Linked DNA regions of Homo sapiens: region 1 is linked to region 2. A link is an interaction called in ENCODE POLR2A ChIA-PET data of the cell type or tissue named here. Cell type or tissue: Panc1. All regions are shown on one strand. Each heading gives the region's core, and the rest is flanking DNA. Links, peaks and the distances in the headings are about the cores only.

Evidence for each region. Peaks named below come from ENCODE experiments on the same cell type or tissue, not always from the same donor. Only the 100,000 strongest peaks of a DNase experiment are listed, where the experiment ranks them.
Region 1: POLR2A ChIA-PET joins it to region 2 with 13 read pairs; 2 of 35 experiments call an interaction of 5 or more read pairs at or near these places.

The regions. Positions count from the first base shown.
Region 1 is chr10:119,378,344-119,393,816 of GRCh38, forward strand. It overlaps GRK5 (G protein-coupled receptor kinase 5), which reads left to right. Exons shown (of 16, transcript NM_005308.3): 3 at 2,472-2,584. Among named protein-coding and RNA genes, the nearest start is that of MIR4681, 8.1 kb to the left of the region's middle. RefSeq lists an enhancer at 13,132-13,632. In Panc1, for the core only: no CTCF peak of the experiment used is centred there; no DNase peak of the experiment used is centred there.
Region 2 is chr10:119,235,002-119,250,474 of GRCh38, forward strand. All of the region lies in intron 1 of GRK5 (G protein-coupled receptor kinase 5), which reads left to right. Among named protein-coding and RNA genes, the nearest start is that of GRK5-IT1, 34 kb to the left of the region's middle. RefSeq lists enhancers at 573-632, 5,762-6,263, 6,932-7,498. In Panc1, for the core only: no CTCF peak of the experiment used is centred there; no DNase peak of the experiment used is centred there; H3K4me3 peaks cover 825 bases; H3K27ac peaks cover 2,761 bases.

The DNA.
Region 1 (15,473 bases), core at 4,218-12,217, 150 kb after region 2:
GAGCCACAAAACCATTTGAGAGTGGGCCAAGAGGGGACTTGGCAGGTTGCTCATCCATGCTGATCCAAATACTCACTCGGGAGAGAATGAAACGTTTTAGAGTGCCTTCTTCAACATACGCTACTTAGACCGGGCGAATTCCTCCCAAAAAAACCTTGCCCTCAGGTAGGTTACCCATGAAAGAAGGGGGCCTGGCCGCGGCTCTTTCCGTTCCAGGAGGCAGACAGCGGAGTGCTGAGGCCGTGTCCCCGTGTGGTGAATAAATGCCCGGGAGGGCGGGCTGCCTTCAGGGCTCCTCTCTCCGCTCATCTCCGCTTGTGTGCGGGCTGCGCCTCCGTGGGCTCTCGCTGCGTGGGGGGAAGGCGGTCTCAGCAGCCCTCGGCTGACCAGTCATCCCCAAGAACCCTGCTGGCATCCCAGGGAACAGACAGTGTCTTTCCTGGAAGTTCTGGCAAAAGCCCTGGGAGGACTCCGGGGCCCCCACGGATCACAGGCCCTGACCTGATTGGCTAGAACTGAGGCATGGCCACCCTTGAACCTGTCATTATGGCCAGAGAGAGAGGCCTCTGATTGGCTGTGACTAAGTGACGTGTCCATCCGTGACCGTAGCACTGTGGCCAGGAGACAGAGGCCTTTTGATTGGCTGTGACTGAGTCACGTGCCTGTCTCCGTAGCATGGGAGGCGTCAGCTCCCCTTTTAGATTCAGAGGCTTGGGTTGAATTGGTGCAGACTGGGAGAAAGGAGGTTCCCTAAAGGAAAGGGAGATGGAACAGACCAAATTATCACATCCATAACGATGAGAAATGGGGTTTATTAATGTGCCAGCATCTGGTCTGAGTGGTTTCTATGTATTGTCTTATTCATTCTTCGGGACGGTCCTAGGAGTTAGGTCTGCTTACCGTCCGCAGTTTACAGACTAGACAACTGAGGGGCAGTGTCAAGCCTGTTGCCCCAGGTTACACAGGCAGTGAGCGATGGGCTGGGATTCAAACCAAGGCAGTTTAGCTCCAGAGCCCACACTGACACTCACAGCTACCACGAGATCCTCCCTCCCGGCAAGCCATAGCTTTACATCCTGTGGATAAGCATTTTGAGACTAAGAATCAAAGTGTGCCAGCGCAGTGGTTGTGTTCATATCCCCTTGTTGCCTGGCGTATCTCAAGAGAAATCCTTTCTAGGGGGGATGGTGTCTTAGCTCCTCTACACCAGGTAGACTATAGTCATCCCTTCCCTGCAAGTTGCTGTCCTTCCCAGGCTCTATCGCCCTCTTCCCTGTTTCCCACGAACTCATCCGACTGTGTCCCGTGCAGCTGCAACATCGATGGCCTAGTGTTCCGTGCTCCAGAGAGCCTGAGACAGCATGTTTCAGTGGTTCCTTCGAGTATCTTCCTGGCCAGAGAGAACTTCTTGGAGAGGCTTTAGCATCACTGCAGGAAGAACCAAAAGGGAAAGGGCCCCCATCCCAACTCCAGCATGCCCTTCTTGTTTTCAGAGGAGAACACAGAGGCCCAGAGAGGGCAAGTGAATTGCTTGAAGTAACACAGCAAATTGTTGGCTAACACCATGGTCTCTGGGCCTCTTGGTGGGAGTCTTGCAGTATTTCCTCTTCAGAACCCTCTTGGCTATTGAGTGGGTAAGCGCGGGTGACTTCCTGTCTCTGTGCCTTTAGTGCCTAACTGGAAAAGTCAGGGTTTTCATAATTTGAAGCATCCTAAGACTGGGCTTTTCTCCAGTTGGGCAAAAATGATTTTTAAAAACTGTATCCATTAGGATGCTTTGAATTAGAAGTAATTTCTAAAAGTGTTCAAACTGCCCTAAACAAGGAGAATGTGTTGTCTCATAAATCAGCTTTTCAGATATGGTTTGAGCTACAGGCATGGTTTGATCCAGAGATTCATGACATCACCAGGGCACCAACTCTACTTCTTCTAATTTCCCAGCTCTCACCTCCTTGATGTGTCAGGCTCATCCTCATCGCGGCTTTTCTTGCAGTGTCAAGAACACTGCTGCAGCACCTGGCTTCACACCCACTCACCATGACCTCCAGAGGAAGAGAGCACCTCTGCTCCAGTGTTCCCAGGGAGTCTGCAGTCCACTCTGATTCGACTGGCTTACATTACAGGCCTGCCACCCTTATCCAGTCACTGTAATCAGAGAATGTGATGTGCTTAATGGCCACCAAGGAGATGGAATCACAGTCCCCAGAACTGCTGGCATGTCCATACAGAAATCAGAGCATTGGACTGGGGGTGTGGGGTGGGGAGTAGAGGCTGGGTCATCACTGGTGCCTTCTTCTACACTGACGTCTCTCTGAGTCTGTGAAGACCATGAAATGAAGAAGGCGTTCTGAGAGTTTGCCAGTCACCTTCCTCCATCCATCTAGGGCTCTGAGCCCAGGTGTGGGAATGACAGGAAGGCCCTGCCTGGCCTTCTCCTGGGTCTCATCACATTCTTCTTTTCTTGTCTCCAGACAGAGATTACTGCAGTTTATGTGACAAGCAGCCAATCGGGAGGCTGCTTTTCCGGCAGTTTTGTGAAACCAGGCCTGGGCTGGAGTGTTACATTCAGTTCCTGGACTCCGTGGTAAGTTCCTGCTCCTGAGGGATGGTCCTGTGGTCCTCTGTGATCAGTGATTGTTTTGGCTCAAAGGAAAAAATAGATCTCATGGGTTAGAAGACTGAGGAATAAACTCACTGCTTACAAAACTCCCACTACAGACTTTGATTAGGAATGCAAAATTGTCTGAGGATCTAAACACATGGGTGACCTTGGGTGACCTTGGGTGGGCCCCCTCCCCTCTGGACCTTAGTTGCTATTGCTATAAAGTGGAGCCCTATCAGCTCTTTGATTCTGGAAGCCTGGGTTATTATGGGAGGCAGTGCCTGGGGAAGTTAGGCCTAGCTCTTGGATCTCAAGGCCCCTTCCTCCAGCTGAGAACCCATTTTATAGAATTCCAAAGCTTTTGTCTGTTTGTACAATTGTTTATTGTCTGCTTCCCCATTAGAATGCAAGCTCCCTGAGGGCAGGACCCTGGGCTTCCTGTTCATACCTGCCTCACACAGTGCCCAGAATCTATGGGCACTCAATACATGTCAAATGAAGCACATGGCTGTCAAGCCGGTCTGACACCAATGGCTCCACTGGGCTCTGGCATGGATGACATGCCTGACACCATGGAGTCTTCCTTCACATGTGCTTGTTATTCTTTGTTTAACAAATGCTGATTGATTGCATGGGCTTTTAAGACAGGTTGTGGGAATAGTCAGGAGTTCCTCTGCACCTGCCCGGGGAGCCTGGGCACCTCGGTTCAGCCAACTGCCCTTGGGTTTCTATCCGAGGAAGGAGGACAAGAGGGAAGGAAGAGGAGTGGAGAGCGGTCATGAAGGGTGTGAAGTCATCCAGGCCCCTCCCCTCCCCGCCAGGTGCAGGGGCCGAGAGGCTGCTGTTTCCTGAAGGGCCCTCATGCCACCATTGGCTGCAGCCATCCCGACCTCTATCTCAGTTTGGGGGACAACCCTTTAGGGTTTCAAGTCTCTGTATCTGCTTCAAGATCTCGATGTGCATCTCTAGACCCACAAACCAAATTGCCCACTGGACATCTCCACTGAAGTCACAAAGGCCCCCTTAAAGTCAGTAAGTCCCAAATGCACTCAGGACTTTCTCCCAGGACCCCAAAGCTACCAGCCCTGAGACATTACCTGTTCCAGTGACCAGCACCCTATAGTCACCCGAGCCTGAAATCTTTGCACTCTTTGATGCCTTCCCCTCCTCGTCCTTCCCCAACCTGATCAGGCTCATGTGCTTGGCTCCTTGACCCTGCCCAGGCCAGCTCCCTCCCCTCTGCAGGCTCTGCCTTGGGCTTAGGGGAGGCTCTGCCTTGGGCTTAGGGGAGGCTCTGCCTTGGGCTTCGGGCAGGCTCTTGGCGCCTCTTGTGTGAGTGATTACAGTAGTTTTCAATCTTAGCTGGGCGTTAGAAACACCTGGGGAGCCTTAAAAACACACCAGAGCCTGAGCTGAAGCCCAGACCAATTAATTTGAATCTCTGGAGGTGGGGCCTAGTATTTTAATAACTTTTTATTATGGAAAATTTCAAGCTATAAAAAGTAAAAGTCGACAGAATAGTGTAATGAACCCCCAGGCACCCTTCACCCCACCTTTATGAACCCACAATTATGAACTCATGGCCAATCTTCTTTCATCCATTCCTCCATCCTTTACTCTGTAACACTTTGTAGCAATTTTCACATATTATCTCATCTGTGAACTTTTCATTATGTATCTCTGAATAAGAGCTCTTTAAAAAATAGTACTATCACAGCTTAAAAAATTCTTTCCTATCATCAAATGTTAGTATTCAGATTTCCAGTGTTCTCATACATTTTATGTGTATTTGTTTGAACTGGTCTGGCTAAGGTCCACACGTTGTGATCTGTTGATGTTTTCTTGACTCTAGGCTCCCCCATAACCATCCATCCCCCTTTGTAATACATTTGTTGTTCCTACAGAAGAGCTTCCCACAGTCTGAATTTTGTATTCTTATCCCTAAATGTCATTTAACAGGCTCCTCTATATTTCTTTCTTTTTTTTTTGTTTTTGAGATGGAGTCTCGCTCTGTTGCCCAGGCTGGAGTACAGTGGTGCGATCTCAGCAGACTGCAAGCTCCGCCTCCCAGGTTCACACCATTCTCCTGCCTCAGCCTCCCGAGTAGCTGGGCCTACAGGCGCCCGCCACTACACCCGGCTAATTTTTTGTATTTTTAGTAGAGATGGGGTCTCACCGTGTTAGCCAGGATGGTCTCGATCTCCTGACCTCGTGATCCACCCACCTCGGCCTCCCAAAGTGCTGGAACCACAGGCGTGAGCCACCGCGCCTGGCCTGGCTCCTTTATATTTCTTATACGTTGCTAGTTGGATCTAGAAACTTGACCAAATTCGGTTTCCGTTTTTGCAGGGTGGAGTGGGATTCGACTTCCTCAGTGGTTTCATGTTCTTCCATCAGGGGACATACACCATCTGGTTGTCTTTCTTTTTGAAATGGTAGCAGCTATTGCTAGTCTGTACCTGAATCTGTTAATTAACAAGGGCTTGCAACATGGCAACATTCTAATTCTGCCATTCCTTCTTCATTTGCCAACAGAGGCACTTCCTTTTGATGACCATGTGGTGACCCAGTGGTAAAGTTCATAGAGGAAATGGTTGATTCTTTTCTCGCATTAATGTTTCTAAAATACCAAACTGGTTCACTACCATCCTCCAGTAGCAGTAACTATTTTTAACTTGTGGTTTTAAACATGTTGCGTGTGTATTGTTGCACTGTAGTCATTATCCTGACTGATGCTCATCGTCTCATCAGTGGCTAGTGGGGGCCTCTCCAGGTTGGCTTCTGAGTCCCTGGCTGGGCTCCAGCAGTTATCAGTAGTCTCCTTGCTGTCTGATATGACGCAGGGTTCTGGGCTCATCTTGTACTAGATCCATTGTTTCTCAGAGGAGCTGTGATTCCTTTTACTGGGACATAGCAGTTGCAGGCCACAGTTTGGCACAAGGGTTATTACCACTAGGCCATCGATTCTAGCACCTATTGGCATTTTTCAAAGCTCCCAGGGGTTTAATGTGTATCCAGGGTTGGGAAGTAATGACATCTAGGATAAAGTCCAGGTTCCGAGGCTGACTTACCAGATCTTCCAGCATCAGCTCCTGCCCACCTTTTCACCGTTGGCCTTCCCGGAGTCTTTCTTCAGCTCTGTGTTCTGGCCCGACCACCCACTTCTGGCGTTTCTGACTTGCCAGGACAGTTCAAGCCTCTTGGCCCTAGCTCCCTCAGGCCTCCCTGCCTGAAATCCTCCCCACAGTCCCATTTGCCTGGCAAATGCCTACTTGTCCTTCTGTCCCCTGTTCTCAGAGGCCCTCCCGATCTCCCTCTTCCTCTCTCTCCTGCTGTGCCCCTCTGCTGTGGGTGCTTGCTTCTCACATGCACCTGAGCCACACTGCTGCCCCGTGCTGGCAGAGGTGCATGATGCAGAGTGCAGCCTCCAGAGATAGGATGCCAAGACAAAATGGCTCTGCCACCATCTGTTGGTGAGACCATGGGCAGGTGTTTAACCCCTCGTGTACTTCGTGTCTTCATCTGTAAGTGGGGATATAGCTGTATCTGATGATGGGCGAGGTGTTAGGTAGAGACTACATGAGTTCTTACCGCTCACAACCATGTCTGGAATAGCACTGAGGCTCAGTGAACCTAGCCATTGAGGGGTCTGTGTGCCTGTTCCTCCACTAGCCAGAGCCTCTTTGTGGCACAGACGTGGCCCATGGTCTGTGAATCCTCAGCCCACAGTGCCACACGTAACAGTTGAGTGATGCTCAGATTGGGCCCAGTGGAGGTTGGTGGCTTGCCTAGAGTCAAAGAGCATGTGAGGGGCAGAGGTAGGCCCAGAACCCAGGTCTCCTGGCTCCCAGTCCAGGCTCCTTCCTCTGCATCATGCTGCCTCTGAGACCATGAGCATCATAAGCCAATGACATGGAATGTTCGAAGGTGAGAACTGGGATGGAAAAACAACTGGAGCAGGTTAAAGGAGGTTGGGAGTTTGGATATGGGGAGGCTGGTTGTATCATGAAGTAGGATGGTCAGCATTGGAGTCTTTGAAAAGGCGACATTTGACTGAGGACCAGGAAGTCGTTGGAGGAGTTAGCCAAGTGAATATGTGGTGAAAGGGTGTTACAGGCAGGGAACAGCCAGCACAAAGGCCTGAAGGCACGAGTGTCCGCAGTTGGAGGGGAGGGAGGAGGGGCAGAGGGGGTAGGAGAGGAGGTGATCATGTAAAACTTTGTGCCATCAGAGAACTTTGACTTTGGGTGAAATGGGGGAGCCACTGGAGGGTTTTTAGCAGAGCAGTGGCATGGTCTGACTTGGGGTTTTATTTTATTTTATTTTATTTTATTTATGAGACAGGGTCTCACTCTGTCATCCAGGCTGGAGTGCAGGGGTGGGTTCGTAGCTCATTGCAGTCTCAACCTCCTGGACTCAAGTGATCTTCCTACCTTGGCCTCCTAAGTAGCTGCAAATACGGGTGTGCACCACCATGCCCATCTGTGACTTAGGTTTTTCAAGAATCCCTCTGGCTTCCATGTTGGGAGCAGGCTTTGAGGGGCTGAGGTGGGAGCAGGGAGATCTGCTAGGAGGCTGTTGCAGCAGTCCAGGTGAGAGCAGCTGGTGGCTCAAGCCATCTTAGTAGCCCCTGGCGGTGGTGAGAAGTGGTTGGATTTGAGACTTGTGTGGAAGGTGTATTCTCTGATGGATTGGGGATGAGAGAAGAGTTAAGGAAGACTTCAAAGTTTTGACCTGAACAAATGGAAAGATGGAGTAAGGATGAGGCTGCAGGAGGGTCACCTTGTGGGGAAAATCAAGAGCTCCGTTTTAGGCACACGCGCCTTGGGATGTCCACCAGATCCTTGAGTGGCGAAGCTCCAGGGGAGATGGGTGTTCAAGCCAGGCTTCATGAGAAAGATCTGGGCTGGAAATGGAAAATTGGGAGTTGTCAACTTTTTTTTTTTTTAATTTTTATTTTTGAGAGTCTTACTCGGTCACCCAGGCTAGAGTGCAGTGGTGTGATCTCAGGTCACTGCAACCTCTGCCTCCCGAGCTCAGGTGATCCTCCTGCCTCAGCCTCCCAAGTAGCTGGGACTACAGGTACACACCACCACGCCCAGCTAATTTTTGTATTCTTTGTAGAGACAGAGTTTTGCCATGTTGCCATGGCTGGTCTCAAATTCCTGGGCTCAAGTGATCTGCCTGCTTTGGCCTCCCAAAGTGGTGGGATTACAGGCATGAGCCTCCATGCCCAGCCTTGGAGTTGTCAACACATATATAGCTGGTGTTTAGAGAGCCCTGGGCTGGAGGAGCTCACCAAGGAAACAAATCCACGTGGATGGAGAAGCGTGAGGACAAAAGATGCCCCGGACCAAGGGCTGCTCCCCATTTGGAAAAGAGGAGGCAGCAGCAGCTTTGGGAGCCATCTAGAGAGTTGATGAGGCAGAGCAGAGTGAGGCTAAGCCTAGGAGTCGGTGGAATTTTCCAGCCACGTGTTTTGTTAGACACTTACAGTCAGTTTGAAAAGGGGGGAAAAAAATCCAATGGATGCCCATTTTCATTCTGGTCGTGCCATCGTTCCCTCTCTCTGGGCCTGTACCAAGAGCTGTTTTTTGGAAAGGAAATGTGAGTCTGGCTCCTGTGTCAGCACGTCAAATGCTCTTCACATCTACCCTAATGAAGCTGCCACTCACGAGGGGCCGACCCGCTCCCTTCTGCGTTTTCATCTGCATCCCTGGGAATTAGCGAGACTTTTTCATCGCCCATCTTGACGTCAAATGACCAGCCTCTGGAACACCTCTTTTACGCACGGAGACTTTATTGAGTTTTCCAGGGCTGGCGTAACTTCTCGTCTAAAATCCGTTTTTTCTTCCATCCTGACTGGAACCCAGAGGAGGGAGGAGGTGGCGGGGTCCTTGGTGTTGCAGTAGCGCCCCGGGTGCTGCCTGACTCGGCCAGCGCCATCCACGCCATTCCCATCTCTCTGTTGAATTTCTACCAAGTGGAGCTTTTAAAAATAACCTGTCCTCGTTGGACTCTGATGTAGTCCCTGGGAAAGGCTCCTCTCCTGCACAGTATTTTTTTTTTTTTAATTTGAGACAGAGTCTCACTGTGTTGCCCAGGCTGGAGTGCAGTGGTGCGATCTCAGCTCACTACAGCCTCCGCCTCTTGGGTTCAAGTGATCCTCCTGCCTCAGCCTTCTGAGTAGCAGGGATTACAGGTGCGCACCACCACACCCAGCTAATTTTGTATTTTTAATAGAGATGGGGTTTCGCCATGTTGGCTGGTCTGGTCCTGAATTCCTGACCTCAAGTGATCCGCCTGCCTCAGCCTCTCAAAGTGCTGGGATTACAGACGTGAGCCACCGTGCCCGGCCTTCTGTGCAGTCTTAATGTCCACATTTCTCAAGTCAAGTGGAAGGCTGCAGCTGTTTTTTAATGACGGCCCAGGTGATTTTCTGGGCAGCAGAACTGTTTGCGCGTCATTTACTAGACTGCAGGGGGAGTTTGGCCTTTGGTGTTGGTTATCAAGGGTCTTCCAGGAACCTGAGAAAGACTTTTCTCCTGCCACTGCCACCTGTCCTCTCAGCAAGAAATGGAGTCAGTGACCTAAGCCATGACTAGGTCTGGTCTCTAAAGGGCAAAGAGTTTGCCCAGCTGGTCAGGGGATTGAAGAGGGTCTAGGCTAGTGTCAGCCCCCACAGGGCAAAGAGTCTGTGGCATCTTGGAGACTGATGGACTTCTCTCTAACCTGTTCCCTGGGAGCCTTGACCACATGCTGGCTCATTTGAAACCATCTTATCTCCACACTTGGGTGAGACTTAATGGGTTCAGGTCTCTTCTCTTTGGGATTGAGGGATGTTTGGCAGATATGGAACCAGATTCACCCAGGGCACATTTATGGGGTGGCTCCTGTGTGCCAGGCTCTGTTCTAGCAGTTGGGAGAACACAATGAACAGGAGAACTAAGTTCCTGCCCTTGTGCAGCTTGCTTTCTGGTTAAATGAAAGATTAAAAAAATAAAGAAGATTTTTTTTTTCTAGGAGGTGGAATCTCACTCTATTGCCCAGGCTGGAGTGCGGTGGTATGATTATAGCTTACCGTAGCCTCAAACTCTTAGGCCCAAAGCGAATCCTCCCACCTCAGCCTCCTGAATAGCTGGGACTACAGGCGCAGGCCACCATGCCTGGCTAATTAAATTTTTTTTTTTTTAGAGATGGGGTCTCTCTGTATTGCCTAGGCTGGTCTTGAACTTCTGGCCTCAAGTGATGCTTCCACCTTGGCTTCCCAAAGTGGAATCATGCTGGATTACAGGCATGAGGCACTGTACCTGGCCAAGGAAAATTTTGCAGTGAATTAAGCAACACCAGCTACAAGTTAAAATATTTGTTCAGTATTAGCTTTGGGTTTTTTGTTGTTGTTCTTTTTTGAGACAGAGTCTCACTCTTTTGCCCAGGCTGCAGTACAGTGGTGTGACCTCAGCTCACTGTAACCTCCACCTCCTGGGTTCAAGTGATTCTCGTGCCTCAGCCATCCTAGTAGCTGGGATTACAGGTGTGCGCCACTATGCCCAGCTAATTTTTGTATTTTTGGTAGAGATAGTGTTTCACCAGGTTGGCCAGGCTGGTCTTGAGCTCCTGACCTCAAGTGATCTGCCTGTCTTGGCTTCCCAAAGTGCTGGGATTACAGGCATGAGCCACTGAGGCCCACACAGTATTAGTTCACCTCAAAATATAGTGGCTTGAAACAACAGTCAACCTTTATTAGGTGATGGTTTTGTGGGTCAGGAATTTGGGCATGGCTTTGCGATGTGCTGTTGGCTCAAGGTCTCTCATGAGGTGAGATATTAAGAAGTTGGCTGGGCTGCAGTCATCTGAAGGCTTGACCGTAGCTGGAGGATCTGCATCCACAGTTATTCACATGCCTGGCAGGTTGGTGCTGGCTGTTGGCAGGAGGGAGCCTCTCCATGGGATTGCTTGAGTGTCCTCACAACATGGCTGGCTTTCTCCAGAGCAAGCAATCCAAGAGAACATGGTAGGAGCTGCAGTGCCCTCTATGACCTAGCCTTAGAGCATCTACACCATTTCCCTAATATCATACTGGTGGCACTGGTTAGCCCTGTTTCATATGGAAAGAGACTTTCCTAGAGCATGAGTAATGAGGCAAGGATTATTGAAGGCCACCTTGGAGGCAGGCGACTACAAATATGAGGTTACAACAAATGAAATCTCATATAGGAAATGCTAAGAGGCATTCCTATCTGCTAAGTAGCCTAGACTCTAGGTGATGAAATAAAATTAGTGGGCTATCACCTGGCTTTAGATGTGCCTGACCATTTGAAATTTTATTGTGAAATGATCCACTCTGCCTCACTGGGGGCTAAGTATTCTGCTTCTCTTGTTTATGAGAATCCAGTATTTGTCTTTGTCTTTCTCTCACTGGTGTGATCCCCCAAAATGGGAAGAGTGGAGGGTGCTTATAGTTTTTCAGGTGCACATAGAGACAGTCAGAACATCTAGGAAGCCAGACCCCGGGAGCAGGGCTGTCTTGAAAAAGTGCCACTTCTAAAATGGGTTTATATAGTGCACATCTGTGGGATCATCCAGTCTCCTGGGTGCCCCACCCGCATTCCCAAATAACATGGCTGTCCTAGAAGCTGCCATGTTCTTAATGATGTCACCCCCAAGCTGCAGTTGACTGGAGCAGGAGGGGGTCTGTGAGCCAAGGCAGGCCAACGAGTCCTTTCCCTGGAATTGATGGCCTCAAGGGGAAGTTCTTCCCTGCTAGAGAAAGCTTAACATAAAAACCCTGGGAACTGTGGACTGCCATGTTTCCTACACTGGAACAAGCCAGTCAGCACCCAGAGATCATGAGCAACACACACACACACACACACACACACACACACACACCCAACACACAGATCATGGGGGCTACAGAAGTGCTTGTGTCCCTGGTCTCTGGGCTCTTGGCCCAGCTGCTTTTCTGATTTCCCCACAATTTGTTTGTTCAGCTCATCCTCAGATTCCAGGAGCCAGGAGCTTACAGTTTTGTTGAACTAGGTTAGGCTGGGATTGTTTTCACTTAGAACAAAAAGAGTAATGGGGAAAGTTAAAGACCTTTCCTGGTAGCCTTTAGATCCTTGGTTGGATGCAGAGACAGAGAAACAATTCTGAGAGGGAAGGAGGAAAAGCAGCTGGTGGGGGTGAGGATGGGTGGAGCTCTTAGGAGAAAAGTGATGGGGCAGACAGGAAGCAGGATGGCACAGCCCGTCTGTATTAGTCCGTTTTCAGGCCGCTTTTAAAGACATACCCAAGACTGGGCAGTTTACAAAAGAAAGAGGTTTAACGGACTCACAGTTCCATGTGGCTAGGGATGCCTCACAGTCATGATGGAAGGTGAAAGGCACGTCTCACATGGCGGGAGACAAGAGAAGAGAGCGTGTGCAGCAGAACTGCCCTTTATAAAACCATCAGATCGGGCCAGGTGCAGTGGCTCAGCCTGTAATCCTGTAATCCCAGCACTTTGGGAGGCCAAGATGGGCAGATCATTTGAGGTTAGGAGTTCGGGACCAGCCTGGCCAATATGGTGAAACCCCATCTCTACTAAAAATACAAAAATTAGCTGGGCATGGTGGCGTGCGCCTGTAGTCCCAGCTACTTGGGAGGCTGAGACAGGAGAATCACTTGAACCCAGGAGGCAGAGGTTGCAGTGAGCCGAGATTGCACCACTGCATTCCAGCCTGGGCAACAGAGTGAGACTCCATCTCAAAATCTCAAAAAACAAACAAAATATCAGATCTCGTGAGACTTATTCACTATCCCGAGAACAGTACCAGAAAGACCCACCCTCATGATTCAATTACCTCCCACCACCGGGTCCTTCCCACAACACAAGAAAATTGTGAGAGATACAATTCATGATGAGATTTGGGTGGGGACACAGCTAAACCATGTCACCCTCTGCCACTGGGGTGCTTATCACTTCCCCTGAGATGGGCGAGCCTGTCCCCTCCCTCTGAGAGAGGCGAGCCTGTCCCCTCCACCACGTGGAGAGATGCAGCCCCCCTTCCCTCCTGCCTTCTCTTCAGTGTTTGACTCTGGCCAGGCCACAATTCACAAGCTGGTGGCTGTGGTACCTCAGGAAATCTGGAGTTGCTCCTACCACTTTCATTCTCCACCCAATGTGGACAGGAGTCCATTCTTCCCTCCCTTCTCAGGTTCCATCCCATCTATTGCCCTAAGTTGGGCCAGTGAATCCCTCTTGACTGAGGCCTGAGAGGGCCGCTCAGATGGGAGCCGGAGCCAGAGACTAGAGAACACTTTGCCCAGGCGGGCACAAGCTCTGGGGTTGACCAGGTACGTCTGACCCTGGGGCCCCTGGGGGACACCCCCATCATGCACTGCTCGCCATTCTCACTGGGGAGCAGAAAGGAAGCAAGGCCAGTGCCCACCCATCTGAAGCACCGTGCAGGGCATCAGCCAGGTCCTGGCAGAAAACAGATGGCCGGCCCCATGTGTGAATGGAGGAGTTTAATGAGGGCCTATTTACAAAGCGTGGGAGGGAAATCAGTAGCTGCTGATGCAACACCCCTGAGCCTCCACCACCCCGCAACCTGCAGGGCCAAGGGAAGGGACTGACGCGGGATCGTGGGAGAAGACTGCCCACAGGAGTCGGGTCTGGAGAAGAGGGTCCGGGAGCCTGCGGTGCCCAGGCGGGGACGGAGCCAGCAGAAAACCACCCCACCACTCCACCCCCACAGCAGGGTGGGAGAGGGCTAGAGGGGCTCTGGAGGGGCGGCCCACGTGGTCAGCACACACGAGAAGCTGGGGCCGTGGGGGTGGATGCAGGTGTTTCTCCAGCGGGGTGCATGGTGAGCATTGTGCTGACCAGGCGTGTCACTTGTCCCTGCCTCAAGGACTCTGGAAAAGCTGACCACATCAATAATTACAGAAGCTGGAGGTGGCAAGACCTCATGGCATCTCTGACTTCATCTTCCTGTTAGGGCAGAAGAAGGTCTCCTGGGAGAAGGAGGTGACATCTAAAGTTAGTCTAAGGCCAGGAGGAATTCAGCCCAGACTGCCCTTTCTAAACCTAGGGCCGGCTTCTTTGAAAACGTGGCAGGTTCTTAAAAGCATCTGAAGGAAATGTGTCTTCATAGCCAGGACATATTTTTCCTGGCAGATTCTGAGATTGATGATGCAATTAGGGCAGGCCAAGAGAATGAAGTATTAGGGCTATAAACTAAGATGCACATAGATGTTTCCACTCTTTGGAAGGCACAGATGTAGAAATAATTCTTTGTTCCTTAAGCTCAATGTAATAGTCTGCATTTTGTGTTAGAGCAGCATCTCCCCGCAAAGGCCACCCCTGTGTTTGGCATAAATCACAATGCAGGGAGAAGGCTCATTCAGTGGTGTCTTCCCTGTTGGCACCTGGCACGTATCTGGATTATGGATTGTCATGGGTGCTCCCTGGCACCGTGGCTGTTAGACCTGAGTTCTGGGCAGGGAGAGCTCCAGGCTGGAGTGCAATGGCACAATCTCAGCTTACTGCAACCTCTGCCTCCCGAGTTCAATCGATTCTCCTGCCTCAGCCTCCCAAGTAGCTGGGATTACAGGCACCTGCCACCATGCTTGGCTAATTTTTTGTATTTTTAGTGGAGACGGGGTTTCACTATGTTGGGCAGGCTGGTCTCGAACTCCTGACGTCAGGTGATCCGCCCGCCTCGGCCTCCCAAAGTGCTGGGATTACAGGTGTGAACCACCGCCCCTGGCTAAGAGAGCTTTAAATGAACAGAACAGCAGAGGTGCCTGTGTTTCGGGGAGGGGACAAGGCCCATCTCTCTCTCTCTGGTTGGAAGGGACTCTCTTGCAGATGGAGGTCACGAGGGCACTCTTTGCATACAGTTTACCTTTCTTTTCATTGAAATCATTGGCTGCTATTTCCCAAGCTACATCTAATTGTAAAATTCTGGGTTGTTGGCACACTCTTACTTGCTGCTTACGTTTGCTGGTTAAGCTGGTTTAAGCTTTCTCCCACCAGCTGGGCAAGGGTGTTCTCAGGGCAGTGGTTTCCAGGGTGGCCCCAGCCGTGTGGAGTGTGATCTGCCTTGAGCTCGGCCCATCCAGGGGAGCCACCATGGTACCTTTCCTCTGTAGGTGGCCTCTCAGGACTCCCCTCAGGGGGCCACTGTGGAGACATGGCCTGTCACTAGGTGTCTTAATCAGTGCGAAAAGCCCAGCTGGAGGCCTTCCATCCGTTTTCCACCTCCCAACACAAATGCTCTTCAAGTGGTGGCCTGGCACGGACTCTTTGAGAAAGGCCTTTTGATCCCGGCAGGGGAGGCCTGTCCCCGCGTGCTCCCTCTGCCGCCCTGTGGACCTGCGTGCCCATCCACCGGCGGGGCCTCTGCCGGGAGGCAGGTGACCTGAAAGGGATGTTATTTTTTTAACGTGGGTTTTAGTACCCACAGCAAGAGTATTTTTAGCTGGTTATTGAGGCTGATTAGTGAGCCCCAGGCCTCCATTTGGTTAAATAGAGCCACCTTCACAGATGTATTTTCGTACAGTGCAAATCTAGTGTTCTGGATGGTATAGAGTTACCCCAAATGATGGCCGGCCATTTGCCCAGGGCCTGCGTCCTGCAGAGCAGTCTAGCTACATTCCCACGGTGCCGGACCAACGGCGGGCTGTCCAGGGGCAGCAGGACCCTGGGTGCTTCTCATTCTGGAAAACAGCAGGCAGCTGGCTCTAGAGTGCTCAGCCCCTTTGGAGACGCCACTGCTGCCCCGTCGCTTGCTAGCTGTGCTGTATTGGAACCTCTTAGACCCTTAGTTTCTTCATCTGCAAATCGGGACTAATAATACCTACCATGTAGATATAATAATAA
Region 2 (15,473 bases), core at 2,380-10,379:
TCTCACTCTGTTGCCCAGGCTGGAGTGCAGTGACACCATCTCAGCTCACTGCAACCTCTGCCTTCCCAGGCTTGGGTGATCCTCCCACCTCAGCCTTCTGAGTAGCTGGGACTAGAGGTGCACACCACCAGGACTGGCTAATTTTTTTTTATTTTTTTTATTTTTGTAGAGACGGTTTCACCATGTTGCCCAGGCTGGGATAAGTGTAATTTCTAAATCTGGCTTTCATCAGTGGTGATGTTCTTCATGTGTAGATTTATACTAGGGAAACAAATCAGGAGGGGGAACAAGGTGGACAGAGAATAATAGCAACTTGATTTGCCTATTATCCCTGGAAAACCATATCCTGGAACTCACTAGCATGTAAGTAATTGGAAAATGTTAAAGCAAAAGAGCCAGGTTTAGAAACAAAATCACACCATCAAGTCTATGTAAATGAGTTCCTCGGTGAAGAGAAAAGCAAATGCACTGCTGTTTGTGGGCTGGCTGGCTGTGTCCCAAGTGCTGCAGAGTGGGAGTCTGGGACCAGTTGTTTTTTCATTGAGGGCCCCTTACAAGGCACACTCGGGTTGTTCAGACTCCATGAAGCTCATGAATTGGCTCAATAACAAAAAGCATGAATCATTTGAACGTGAAGGTACAGGGACATCTGTTTGAGTAATTTCTGACAGTTTTTTTTTCCTTTTTGAAAATGTGTTATATTTAGGATTTACTTGAGAAATAAGGTGGACTTGGGGACTGACAGCCCATCAGTTTCATGGGAACAGGGCCTGTGTCTTTTTATTGCTCTTTTTGTGTATGTCTGTAGACAATAGGTGCTCAATAAGTACTTTGTGTAAATGGTGACTTTAGGAGCACCTGGATTCTGCCCCAGGAGATTCCTGAGGGGCTGGCAGGTAACCAAAGGCTAATGGAGGTTTACAGCCAAGTTCCAGATGGTTCAGGGGCCCGAACCCCTGGGTGGAGCCTCTCTTGGGCCATATACCCATTCCCATGCCTGGCTGTCCCCCATCCCTTAGACCGTGGCTGCTGCTGCTGGACTGTGTTCTCTTGTGCAGATATTAACGGTGCCAAATAGTGCCAGGGCCCAGGTTGCAGTGGGCTCCTTATTGTCCTGTAATCTCAGCACTTTGGGAGGCCGAGGCAGGCTGATCACCTGAGGTCAGGAGTTCTTATTGTCTAGCCCAGAGGTTGCAAACTGACCTACACACTATTTTTTTTTTCTTTTTTTTGAGACGGAGTCTCGCTGTCTCTCCCAGGCTGGAGTGCAGTGGCGCGATCTCGGCTCACTGCAAGCTCCGCCTCCCGGGTTCACGCCATTCTCCTGCCTCAGCCTCCCGAGTAGCTGGGACTACAGGCGCCCGCACCTCACCTGGCTAATTTTTTGTGTTTTTAGTAGAGATGGGGTTTCACTGTGTTAGCCAGGATGGTCTCGATCTCCCGATCTCGTGATCCGCCCGCCTTGGCCTCCCAAAGTGCTGGGATTACAGGCGTGAGCCACTGCGCCTGGCCCCTACACACTATTTTAAAAATCGGGAAATTTCACGTAACCTTTCTGATTTAAGACTTCTTTTAGATAATTCAAAGTTTTGGCGACATTAGGTAAGAATTTTTGTGTAGCAGCATTTGTCTGCAGTTAATTTTTTTCTTTTTTTTGAGACGGAGTCTTGCTCTGTTGCTCAGGCTGGAGTACAGTGGCATGATCTTGGCTTACTGCAACCTCTGCCTCCCAGGTTCAAGCAATTCTCCTGCCTCAGCCTCACAAGTAGCTGGGCACACGCCACTGCACCTGACTAATTTTTGTATTTTTAGTAGAGCTGGGGTTTTGCCATGTTATCCAGGCTGGTCTCGAACTCCTGACCTCAGGTGATCCACCCACTTTGGCCTCCCAAAGTGCAGTTAAATATTGATTGTCTCTTTTGTGGCAAGATTCCAGTCTCTTCCTTTTACCACAGGCCACAATAGTTCCTCTTGTCTCATATCAAGTCCCCTTTACTCATTTATATCACCTGACCAGCCTCTGGTTTCAGGGCCTGTCTTCTGTAGTGTATTTGCCTTACCTTTTTTTTTTTTTTTTTTGAGACGGAGTCTCACTCTGTCACTCAGGTTGGAATGCAGCCGCGCGATCTTGGCTTACTGCAATCTCCGACTCCCAGGTTCAAGTGATTCTCGTGTCTCAGCCACTTGAGTAGCTGGGATTACAGGCATGTGCCACCATTCCCAGCTAAGTTTTGTATTTTTAGTAGAAATGGGGTTTCATCATGTTGGCCAGGCTGGTCTCGAACTCCTGCACTCAAGTGATTTGCCCCCGTTGGCCTCCCAGAGTGCTGGGATTACAGGCGTAAGCCATCTTGCCTGGCCTGTATTTGCCTTACAAACTGCAAGTGATCTAAAAAGAACAAATTCTCATTTGAAAAAATAAGCACTATGGCCAGCACAGGACTGACTTAAAACATAATTTCAATAGGCACTGATTTTGTCATTTAATGCTGAGAAGAGGCAAAAACCCTATATGGATTCTTAGAAATAGGACTATGTTGGAATGGAAGAGATGGCAGGCATTGATTTGGAGTCTCCAGCATACTAAAGGGAAGGGCTTTCTTCAAGGAAATGAAAAGTGATAAAGAAAGCTACTTGATAGAAGTATTCAGGGGCTTGAAGGCCTTTCAACTTCAGGGAGCCGGAGAGGGGGAGGGAACTGAGGAGGGCAGGTCGGGTGGGGTGGGGAAGAGAGAGAGACCCTTCCATCTCAGCCTTCCCCACTCCCCATGGGAACACTGGAAAATAGAAAGGACAAAGGAAATGGAAGCAAGTGCGCTGGGAAATGCCCAAGTTTCAGCTTGAATGATGCTGTTTACATGTTCTTACAGGAAAGACTATTATGGGCCAGCTGTTAATGGGTTGTCTGTCTGTCAAGAGAGAGAGGGATGGAGGAAGGGGCTGGAGTTGAGGGATGGAGGAAGGGGCTGGAGTTAAGGCATGGAAAGGGCTCTAAGCCTTGCTTCTTGCATTTCCTGTCTTTAAACTTACGAACTAAAGGGCTTGAGGGTGAGGGGGTGCTGATCTAGGGAGGAAGGAGGTTGCTTTCTGTGTGCGTGTTTTTCTGTTTCATGTCCTGACTATTTCCTGGGTCCAGAGAGGGTTTTCTGGTCTGAAGAGGAGAGTGTGCCCCTCACAGTAGATGGGGTGACAGACAGTTCTGCCCTCTGCTGTGCTGGTGACAGCCGGGAGGGTCAGACTTTATCAGTTTCCTGGGTGGAGGGTGGACGGGAAGCGGGGGGCCTTCTGCTGAAGATCTCAATTAAACTTTGGACTGGCTCATCCAGGGAGGTGGCGCGATTTCCTCTGGAGGTTTAAAATAAATAGCAGGTACTTGATTTCATCTGGAATGGAGGGTGTGGCCCTGCCTGGCACTGGGATGGACCCAATGGTCTCCCCAGCCTTCTTTGTTCTGATACTACACACCCCACCCCTCAACCGCCTGAGAAATTTCTGGAACTGCGTTTAGTCTCAGTACATTAGGATTATTGCTAGAAATAAAGCATCCCTGGATCCTTTGGCTTCTTGGACAATATGCAGGAAAACACCCGCCTTCTCTTAGACATGTAGGGTTCGCGCCGTTGACCTGAGCTTCAGTGCCAGAGAGTCGAGCAAAGAGAATATCACTTTTACTTAAAAGTGAACTGCACGGGGGTTGACTCTTTCAAGGCCTGAGATTGATGCACTCTAATTTGCCATCTGGAATTGGTTAGCCACATTCTTCTGGGCTCTGATGAGAAATGATGACCCCGGAGAAGGGTGGTCATATGGCCAGTGTCAGGATTAATAGAATCCCCTTTCATTCTTGAAAGGGTCCCTGTTTGGGCAATAAAGTTGATGGTTACTCTACCATGAAAGAGCAGAAAAAGCTGAGCAGAAAACTTTGTTTTGGAAAAGGGGGTGTTGAAGCCAAGGCATTAGAGAAACGTGATTTTTCATTTAATTATATATATAGTTTTCTTTTTTGTAATCTAAATGACATGTGCAACCTTCAGAGCCTGACTCCTTGCTGGAAAGAGAGAAAGGAGGTTTTGTTACTGAGAAGCTTATTTTAAAAGTCAAGTCGGGTATAATAAAATAAATGAAATAAATAAAAGAGCTCCCCAGTTAAGGGCCTTTCCCATGCTGGGGCTTCGGGATAACAAGAGCTTGAACTGCCTTCTGTCACATGGGGCAGGTCCTTAAGGAGCAGAAGGTTTTTTTTTTTTTTTTGAGACACAGTCTCACTCTGTCACCCAGGCTGGAGTACAGTGGTGCAATCTCAGCTCACTGCAACCTCCGCCTCCCGGTTTCAAGCGATTTTCCTGCTTCAGCCTCCCAAGTAGCTGGGACTACAGGCACCTGCCACCGTACTTGACTAAATTTTTTGTATTTTTAGTAGAGATGGGGTTTTGCCGTGTTGCCAGGCTGGTCTCAAACTCCTGACCTCAGGTGATCCGTCTGCCTCAGCCTCCCAAAGTCCTGGGATTACAGGCATGAGCCACTGCACTAGGCCTGGTTTATTATTATATTTTAAGTTCTGGGATACATGTGCAGAACGTGCAGGTTTGTTACATAGGTATACATGTGCTATGGTGGCTTGCTGCATCCATCAACCCATCACCTACGTTTGGTTTTTCTCCTAATGCTATCCCTCCCCTAGCCCCCCACCCCCTAATAAGCCCCGGTGTGTGATGTTCCCCTCCCTTTGTCCATGTGTTGTTATTGTTCAGCTCTCACTTATGAATGTTTGGTTTTATGTTCCTGTGTTAGTTTGCTGAGAATGATGGTTTCCAGCTTCATTCATGTCCCTGCAAAGGATGTGAACTCATCCTTTTTTATGGCTGCATAGTATTCCATGGTGTATATGTGCCATGTTTTCTTTATCCAGTCTGTCATTGATGGGCATTTGGGTTGGTTCCAAGTCTTTGCTATTGTGAACAGTGCTGCAATAAACATACGTGTGCGTGTGTCTTTATAGTAGAATAATTTATAATCCTTTGGGTATATACCCAGTAATGGGACTGCTGGGTCAAATGGTATTTCTGGCTCTAGATCCTTGAGGAATCACCACATTGTCTTCCACAATGGTAGAACTAATTTACATTCCCACCAACAGTGTAAAAGCATTCCTATTTCTCCACATCCTCTCCAGCATCTGTTTCCCGACTTTTTTTTTTTTTTTTTTTTTTTTTTTTTGAGACGGAGTCTCACTCTGTCACTCAGGCTGGAGTGCAGTGGCAGGATCTCCGCTCACTGCAAGCTCTTTCCTCTGGGTTCATGCCATTCTCCTGCCTCAGCCTCCTGAGTAGCTGGGACTACAGGCGCCTGCTACCATGCCCGGCTAATTTTTTTGTATTTTTAGTAGAGACGGGGTTTCACCATGTTAGCCAGGATGGTCTCGACCTCCTGACATCATGATCTGCCCGCCTCAGCCTCCCAAAGTGCTGGGATTACAGGCATGAGCCACCACGCCCGGCCTTCCCAACTTTTTAATGATCACCATTCTAACTGGCATGAGATGGCATCTATTGTGTTTTTGATTTGCATTTCTCTAATGACCAGTGATGATGAGCTTTTTTTTAATATGTTTGTTGGCCACATAAATGTCTTCTTTTGAGAAGTATCTGTTCATATCCTTTGCCCGCTTTTTGATGGGGTTGTTTTTTTCTTGTAAATTTAAGTTCTTTGTAGATTCTGGACATTAGCCCTTTGTCAGATGGATAGATTGCAATTTTTTTTTTAAGTGACGTGGTCTCACCACGTATCCCAGTCTAGACTTGAACTCCTGAGCTCAAGCAATCTTCCTGCCTCAGCCTCCCTAGCTTCCAAGTAGCTAGGATTACAGGCTCAAGCCACTGTGCCCAGCCAGGAGCAGTTTTGAAAGGCAAAAGGACCATGACTGAATGCTGCATATCTAGAACATCCAGGAATGCAGATGCCCAGGCCAAAGGGCTCTGGGGTCGGAGCAGGCAGGATTGTGCCGGGGGCTCTCAACCCTTTGCTGGGGGCCACTTGTTCTCTCCTTAACCGTGGACTATTGCAAAGGGTGGAGATCGGAGACTGGAAAAAAATCCGTGTTCTAGTCCCTTGTTGCGTGCTTCCTGGTGGACTGACCTGTAGCAGATAGCCCTCCTCCTCCGGCCTCAGCTTCCTCGTCTGTGACGTGGGCAGGGTGCCGTCATCTATCCCCGGGGCTTCTGTGAGAATCAAATGGAGAAGAGCAAAGGCCACGTGAGGGGTTGGCTCTGTGGTCCCTGTGCTCATAGACTGCGGTTTCCTACGGGCAAAAGGGGAAAGTGACCCTAGAACACCTTTGTGTCAGGGATGCATGCCAGATGGCCTTTAGTGCACTCTCTTCCCAGCCCTGTCAGCAACTGACAGGTTCAATAAGACTTTGCCAAAATGTTCAACTAGCTTTTCCTGATGCGGGTCTTTCTTCAAATTCTGTCCCACACCGTTAACTGCAAACTTCTTTCAGAACACCTTTCACGAAAATGAAGCTGGCATAGCTGTGGAAAGAGTTGATGGTAGTGTTGTATATAATTGTGAAAATTGGCATAGTGGTGGGCACATAGGGGATGTTCATTCATTCACCCAGTGAGCCTTTCACTGTGCCCAGGCCCTGAGACAGTCGGGGTGGCTGGGAACATGGTCTTTGCCTTGATTGTGGAATTGCCTGCTTGAGGGAATGGCCTGCAAATCACACAGGTGGAGAGGAGGAAGAGCCGTTTTCCTCCGCCCTCTTAGGTTCATTGGTTGGGGGTTACAAATGAAGTTGACAAAAGATTAACAAGAGAAAAAATGGATTTAATTGGATTCTTAGGCACTGGAGTTCATAGGGAAATGTGGCTCAAGGAGGCAGCTAGGATTTGGGGCTTATATACCATCTTAGGCTAAAAAAGAAAAGGAGTTTTGGGCTTCTGGAGGGTAGGGAAGCCATGGGAAGGTAAGGGGAGGAAATGTATGGTAAATAAGGGTTGTTTAGTAGGTAAGAGTTGTCTCAGGTGCTAAGAGTTGTCTGCTTTTCTTCCTGCTGTGGGGGAGGAGGGAGACATCTTTACAAGTAGAAATTTATGCCCTGCTTTTAGGCAGAAGAAGGGCAGAGAGCTAATTGCCTTCAGCTGAAAACAATTCTTATGCCAAAGTGGTATATTTTCGGGTGGCATATTTTGGTCCCCTTTATTAATAACTTACACCCTATTAAAGAAGAATAACGACTGAGTGACCAGAGATTGAATGCTGAGTGGAAAAGTTTTACTGCCAGGTGGGGAGCCCGATCTAGCTTAGTCTCAGCTCTGAGGGATGGAATCGGAGCGGGGGCAGGAATGATGTAGGTTTTTCATAGCTGAAAGCCCACAAGCTGTGCTGCATTGACGTCAGGAAGGCAGTCTTGCCGAGCACTGGTGCCTGCCTGGCCACACCTGAGCTTGTCAGTGAGCTGGGTACCTGACTGGCTGACAGTGCTCTCCTGCATCCAAGAGCTGCCCTGGCATCATGGTGCCCAGTGTGTCTGCTGCACACGAGATACACCAAAGCAGGTGATATGGTTAGGGCTTTGTGTCCCCACCCAAATCTCATCTTGAATTGTAACCCCCATAATCTCCACGTATCAAGGGAGGGACAAGTTGGAGGAAATTGAATCATGGGGATGGTTTCCACCTTGCTGTTCTTGTGAACTATCTTGTGATAGTGAGTGAGTTCTCATGAGATCTGATGGTTTTATGAGGGGCTCTTTCCCCTTGGCTTGGCACTTCTCCTTCCTGCCACCTTGTGAAGAAGGTGTCTTGCTTCCCCTTTGCCTTCCGCCATGATTGTAAGTTTCCTGAGCTCCCCCCGCCCCCAGCCATGCTGAACTGTGAGTCAATTAAACCCCCTTCCTTTATAAATTACCCAGTCTCGGGCAGTTCTTATAGCAATGTGAAAACAGACTAATAGGCCAGGCGCAGTGGCTCACGCCTATAATCCCAGCACTTTGGGAGGGTGAGGTAGGCGGATCACCTAAGGTCAGGAGTTCAAGACCAGCCTGGCCACCATGATGAAACCCTGTCTCTACTAAAAATACAAAAATTAGCTGGACATGGAGGTGTGCCTGTAATCCCAACTACTCAGGAGGCTGAGACAGGAGAATTGCTTGAACCTGGGAGGTGGAAGTTGCAGTGAGCTGAGATCACACCACTGCATTCCCACCTGGGTGAAAGAGCAAGACTCCATCTCAGAAAATGGACTGATACAGCAGGATTGTGGCACCCAGGGAGGTGTGCTCTGTGTCGGCATGTTAGGTGGCCAGGTCGAGTTTGTCCCATCTGATGGGTTATGTACCTATTAAAATAATATAGAATCATGAAAAATAATATATAAACTCATAAATGCAAGAAGTAGAACATTACAAAATCCCAACTATAGTGCTTAGAAACCCTTTGACAGCAACTGATAGCAACTCAAATATAATTAGTGTATACAAAAAAGAGAATTTATGGATTCATATGTCTGGGAGTATTCCTGGATTTCTGGATCCAAGGATTCAAACAATGTTCCCAGTTTTTCTTTTTTTTTTTTTTTTTCTTTCTGTCCCTATCTCTCAGCTTGCTTGTCTTTCCTCTGCTTAATTCTTGGCTGGGTCAGGGGGTCAAAGAACAGCTTGCTTAACAACCCCAAGGCAAATAGAGCTTCTTTTCTGAAAACCAGCAGGAAAGTCACGGAAAGGACTCTCTTGGGAAGGATGGTGGGGGTCATGTGGAATGACTTACTGAAGAAGGGGATGAAGGAGTGCCACACAGTGAAAACCACAACTGTGTGAGCACGAGGCACCCCTGATAGGACCTAGTGGTTCATCAGTCACTTCTCTGCCTGAGTGGTAGGAGCCTAGATTTTATAGTTGTTTTCAATGACAAAAATCATAGTTTATAAAAGAGCATAATCTGACCCAGAGGTGTCCTTTCTGTCACGTTATGATTGGGGACAAAGTAGACATGCTCTTCAGCTTGATCATATAGTAGCTACCAGGGTTTAGTACACTGTCTCTATAAAGGGCAGATGATAAGTAGTTAAGGCTTATGAGCCATATGGCTTCTGTTGCAGGCACTCAGCTCTGCCATTGTAGTTTGAAAGCAGCCACAGGCTATACCTAAAGAAATGGGCATGACAGTGTGCCAATAAAACTTTATTTACAAGAACAGGTGTTGGGCCAGATTTGGCCCACAGGCCTTATCTTGCCATCCCCTTGATATAAACATGACTGAAAAATTTATATTCTAATAGACCATAAGACACTGCTCTAAAGTAAATTGTATATTTTTAAATCATGTGTCTGATAAGGAGTTAAGATGCAAAATATATAAGGAACTCCTACTATTCAATAACAACAACAACAGCAACAAAAAACCTGATTAAAAAATGAGCAAAGGAATTGAACAGACATTTCTCCAAAGAAGGTATACAAATGACTATAAGTATATGAAAAGATGCTCAATATCACTAGTCATTAGAAAAATGCAAATCAAAACCTCAATGTGTTGCCTGGGCAACAAAGTGAGACCCCCATCTCTACAGAAAAAACAAAAAATTAGCCGGGCATGGTGGCTTGGGCCTATAGTCCTAGCTACACAGGAGGCTGAGGTGGGAGGATCATTTGGACCCAGGAGGTCGAAGCTGCAGTGAGCTGTGATTGCAATACTGCACTCCAGCCTGAGCAACAGAGTTGAGACCCTGTCTCAACAAAACAAAACAAAAACCCAAAAAACCACAATGAGCTGTCACCTCATACCTGTTAGGACAGATATTATAATAAAAACAAAAAATAACTTGTTGATGAAGATGTGGAGAAATGGGAACAGTTGTGCACTGTTGGTGGGGATATAAAATAGCATAGTCAGCTACTATGGAAAATAGTATGGAGGTTCCTCAAAAAATTAAAAGTAGGATTACCACATGGTCCAGCAATCTCACTTCTGGGTTTTTATCCAAAAGAATTCAAGGCTGGGCGCGGTGGCTCGCACCTGTAATCCCAGCACTTTGGGAGGCCGAGGTGGGTGGATCACGAGGTCAGAAGATCAAGACCATCCTGGCCAACATGGTGAAATCCCGTCTCTACTAAAAATACAAAAAAATTAGCTGGGCGTGGTTGCGTGTGCCTGTAGTCCCAGGTACTCTGGAGACTGAGGCAGAAGAATCTCTTGAACCCAGTAGGCGGAGGTTGCAGTGAGCCAAGATCGCACTACTGCACTGCAGCCTGGCGACAGAGCAAGACTCTTTCTTAAAAAAAAAAAGAATTCAAATCGGGATCTCAAAGAGATATTTGCACTCCCTTGTTCATTGCAGCATTATTCATAATAGCCGAGAGGTGGAAACAACCTCAAAGTCTATAGGTAAATGAATGAAATGAAAAAACTGTGGCGTGTTCGTGCAATGGAATACTATCCAGCCTTATTAAAAAGGAAATCCTGCCATAGCCACAACATGTATGAACTTGTAGGACATTATCGTAAGTAAAATAAGCTAGTCACAGAAGAACAAATAATGCACAATTCCATTCATATGAGAAATTTATAGTAGTCAAACTCATAAGAGAATGGTGGTTGCCAGGGGAGAGGGAAATGGAGAATTGTTGCTCAGTGGGTATAAAGTTTCTGATATACAAGATGAGAAAGTTTGAGAGGTCTGCTGTATAACATTGTGCTTATAGTTAATCATACTGTGCACTTAAAAATTTGTTAAGGCCGGGCGCGGTGGCTCACGCCTGTAATCCCAGCACTTTGGGAGGCCGAGGCGGGCGGATCACGAGGTCAGGAGATTGAGACCATCCTGGCTAACATGATGAAACCCCGTCTCTACTAAAAAAATACAAAAAAGTTAGCTGGGCATGGTGGCGGGTGCCTGTAGTCCCAGCTACTCGGGAGGCTGAGGCAGGAGAATGGCGTGAACCCGGGAGGCAGAGCCTGCAGTGAGCCGAGATCATGCTACTGCCCTCCAGCCTGGGTGACAGAGCGAGACTCCATCTCAAAAAAAAAAAAAAAAAAAAAAAAAAGAAAAAAAGATAAATTTGTTAAGAGAACAGATCTCATGTTGTGTTTTTTAAAATCACAATAAAAATATACAGTTATCCCTTAGTATCCTTTGGTCATTGGTTCCAGGTCCCCCCTTATATACTAAATCCATGGATGCTCAAGTCCCTGATATAAAGTGACATAGTATTCACATATAACTTATGCACATCATCATCCAAACTCTAATCTCTGGATTACTTATAATACCTCATACAATGTAAATGCTGTGTAATAGTTGTTATACTGTGTTGTTCAGGGAATAATGACAAGAAAAAAGTCTATATGTGTTCAGTACAGACGGCTTTTTTTTTCCCCCTCAAGAGTTTTCAGTTGGAGGGTGGTTGAATCCATGGATGTGGAACCTGTGGATAGGGAGGGCTGACTGTATGTGTATACCAAATCATGTAAATTTTATAATAGTTTATTTTTTGTTCCTGATGTAATGGGAAGCATTTGGAAAACATAAAATTGATCCCATCACAAAAGAGGAATTAAGATTGCCTTGGGTTAAGGGTTAAGTAATGTCCTATCACCAGTTAATCTGCCAAGGATGTTGGTCATGGCCACATTCAAGAAGTGGTGTCTGGAGGCCACAATGAGATGGCCCAGTTCAGACATCGGCTAGAATTGTGTGGCAGAGCGTACAATTATGTCACGAATTTGGGATTAGCATGGCATACCTAGTTGAGGTTTAAAGCTCCCTCCTGCACCTTCCAAAGCAGGTGTTGCTTGGGGTTGAAAACCTTCACTGTTTGGTCAACAGAAGGCCCTCACAGCTCTGATGGGAATGTCACCTGAGAAGGGCTGGTCTCCTCGTGGATTTGCATTTCCGCACCTTCAGACACTGCCTCAGCCAGCTGCTGTTTTAACTGGCACAGAGGGCCTCGCTGAGAGCCTCTTGGGTTCTATCCAGATCTGAGAAGGAATCTGGGATGCCGGGGTCAGATCCGTGCCCTGGCCCGAGGATGGGATTTTGTACCCCGTTGCTTTCTGCAGTTGTGATGAGGTGGTGCTTGGCAATGGCCTGGAGCTCGGCATCTGAGTGACTGTCCGTCCTAGGGCGTCCAACTCCAGACCTCTCTTACCCAGGCCAGCGGAGGGCGGAAACTCTGAGAACATTCCATTAGAATAAGATACGTTTAATAAGAGCAATGGAAAATGGTAAACCTGACTTGGGGAAAGGGAATGTGCTCTTTCATGTAAAACAAACAAACAAAAAATGTGACTGTGAGAAGCATCCAGAAAAATACGATGACCTGGAGGCTGGATTTAAAATTGGCACTGAGGGAAATCTCATTTCCACAGTCGATGACTCCCCCTTCAGCTATGTTCATGCCAGTGGAGCAAACCAAAATAACTTTATAAATTAAAGTTTATGTAGTCAGGAAAGCTATGCCTGGACTATCACACACCAGATGAAACCCTTGAAGGCTTTGTTTACAACCGACATCCTGGGGTTGGAGGTTAATAGTGTCTGGAGAAGGTTAGGTCATGCACATGTTTAATAGCAATTAAAACAAAATCACTGGTGATGGTCAAAGAGACACAGCTATGTTTATTTACTATAGTTTATGCCACCTTTGTTTGTTTGTTTGTTTTGCCCTCTGGAAAAAATGTCTTTGTCCTGCCATAATTAATTGTAACCAGCTTTTGTTTAGAGGGGGCCACATGGAAACTGCTCAGAGAGCTCAAAGTGTGTTGGCAAGTGGTGACTTGTAACTAGTACCTCAATCATTTTCTTTTATGATACACATAATAGAAGGATGCATTTGGGATGTAAAAGTTTCAAATTATAGGGGCACATATATATACAGACAATCATGAAAGTCCCCCCCACCCTGCCTGGCTGCTGACATTTGGTGATAATCTTTCCAGACATCTTTCTAAATGCTGACTGTTTATATGTGAGTGAACAAGTGTTTATATCCATATGCACACAAATACGTAATTAGCTTTATTTTTATTTTAATTTCTTTTGAGACAGGGTCTCAGGCTGGAGTGCACTGGTGTGATCATAGCTCACTGCAGCCTCAACCTCCTGGACTCTAGCAATCCTCCCACCTTGGCCTCTGAAGGAGCTGGGACTATAGGCATGTACCACCACACCCAGCCAATTTTTAAATTTTTGTGTGGAGAAAGGGTCTTGCCATGTTGCCCAGGCTGGTCTCAAACTCCTGGGCTCAAGCAATCCTCCTGCCTCTGCCTCCCAAAGTGCTAGGATTATAGAAGTGAGCCACTATCGCTGGCTGTTGTCGTTATTTTTGATCCATAAAAAGAGGGTCATGATGTGTGTGTTGATGTACAGCTTGCTTTTTTCACTTACACATCCAGAGTTCCTTCACACTGGCCCATGTGCAGATGACATTTTTTTAATCCTGCAGGGCGTTCCATAATATGAATTCTGTTCCTAATTTATTGAGCCATTTCCTCACCCTTTCTTTTTGATACTAAATGAAGCAATGATAGCATGAGATTATGAATGTGCCTTGTGGAGCTTAGACTGCCTGGCTTTGAAACAGGACTTAGACTAGATGAGTGACCTAGGGCAGGGGGTGGCAAGCTATAGCCTCCATGGCAAATCCACCCCGCTGTGTTTCTGTAGGGCCTGTGAGGCAAGACTGATTTTTTCATTTTTAAATGGTTAAAAAAAAAAGGTAAGTATTTCCTAATATATGAAAACGGTGTGAAATTCAAAATTCAGTGTCCATTAACTTGTTTTGTTGAACAGCATGCTCATTTGTGGATCTATTATCTAGGGCTTTTTTCATGCCACAGAATTGAGTAGTTGTGACAGAGACCATATGGCCCACCTAGAATATTTACCATCTGGCCTTTTACAGAAAACATTTGCCGACCTCTGACCTAGGGCAAGTTACTAATCTCTCCATGTCTCAACTTTCTTTTCTTTAAAATGGAGATACTAGCTGGGCGCGGTGGCTCATGCCTGTAATCCCAGCATTTTGGGAGGCTGAGGTGGGTGGATCACCTGAGGTCAGAAGTTCAAGACCAGCCTGGTCAACATGGTGAAACCCCGTCTTTACTAAATATACAAAAAAATTAGCCGGGCATGGTGGCGGGTGCCTGTAATCCCAGCTACTCAGGAGGCTGAGACAGGAGAATAACTTGAACCCAGGAAGCGGAGGTTGCAGTGAGCCGAGATCGTGCCATTGTGCTCCAGCCTGGGCAACAAGAGCGAAACTTCGTCTCAAAAAACAAAAAACGAAAAACAAAAAGGAGATACTAATAATACCTACCTTGTAGGGTGAAGTGACTTAATATATATATCAAATAAATATCATATGTAGAATACCTACTTTGTAGGCTTATCTAAGTTACTTAGTACATATATCAAATAAATATTATGTGACACACCAGGTATATCATGTATCAAATATGTATGAATTGTGTGTAAACACTTTAAACATTTTATTTTATTTTATTTTACTTATTTGAGATGGAGTCTCACTCTGTTGCCCAGGCTGGAGTGCAATGGCGCGATCTCGGCTCACTGCAATCTCCATCTCCCAGGTTCAAGCAATTCTCTTGTCTCAGCCTCCTAAGTAGCTGGGACTACAGGTGCGCTCCACCATGCCCATCTAATTTTTTAAATATTTTTAGTAGAGATGGGGTTTCATCATGTTGGCCAGGCTGGTCTTGAACTCCTGACCTCAGGTGATCTGCCTACCTCGGCCTCCCAAAATGCTGGGATTATAGGCGTGAGCCACTGCGTCCAGCTGACTTTGAACTTTTTAAATGCTCAAAAAAGTTTACTATTACTGTGTCATTGTTATTGTAAGTGCATAACTCTTTGTGCACGTGTGCAAGGATGTCACAGATACCTGGCAGTGGGCTTAAAGATGAAGGGTCTTAACAAATTGCCTTCCAGAATGGCCCCACTAAGTCATGCTCCCAACAGTGGAGTCTCTGCTTTCCCGCATTCTTGGCAACTCTGGATAGGGACTAGGGCTTAGAAAAGAACACTGAATCCTCAAAGAGCCTCTGACCTCCACAGAGGCTCTTCAGAGTCTAGGAGTGCTGTGCCCAGACCTGTGGGGTGAATCTCCCTGGAAAGCCTTCAGTCAGAACATGCTCATTGTTTGTTGAGTGAGAGTCTCTTCTGTGTTAAGCCTTTGACCTGTAAATTTTCATTTTACAGATGAAGAAACTGAGGGGCTCAGAGAAATTAAATCACCTGCTCCAGGTCCTGAAGCTACTTGTGGATGTAGGGTTTGAACTCAGTTGTGGGGGCCTTCATACAACTTTCTTTGCCATTCTCCCTAATTCCAGGAAGGATAAGGCAACGTCAGAGATAGTCATTTTCTTTAACTTTTTCTTTTTCTTTTATTTGAGGCAGGGTCTCGCTCTGTCACCCAGGCTGGAGTGCAGTGGCGTCATCACAACCTATTACAA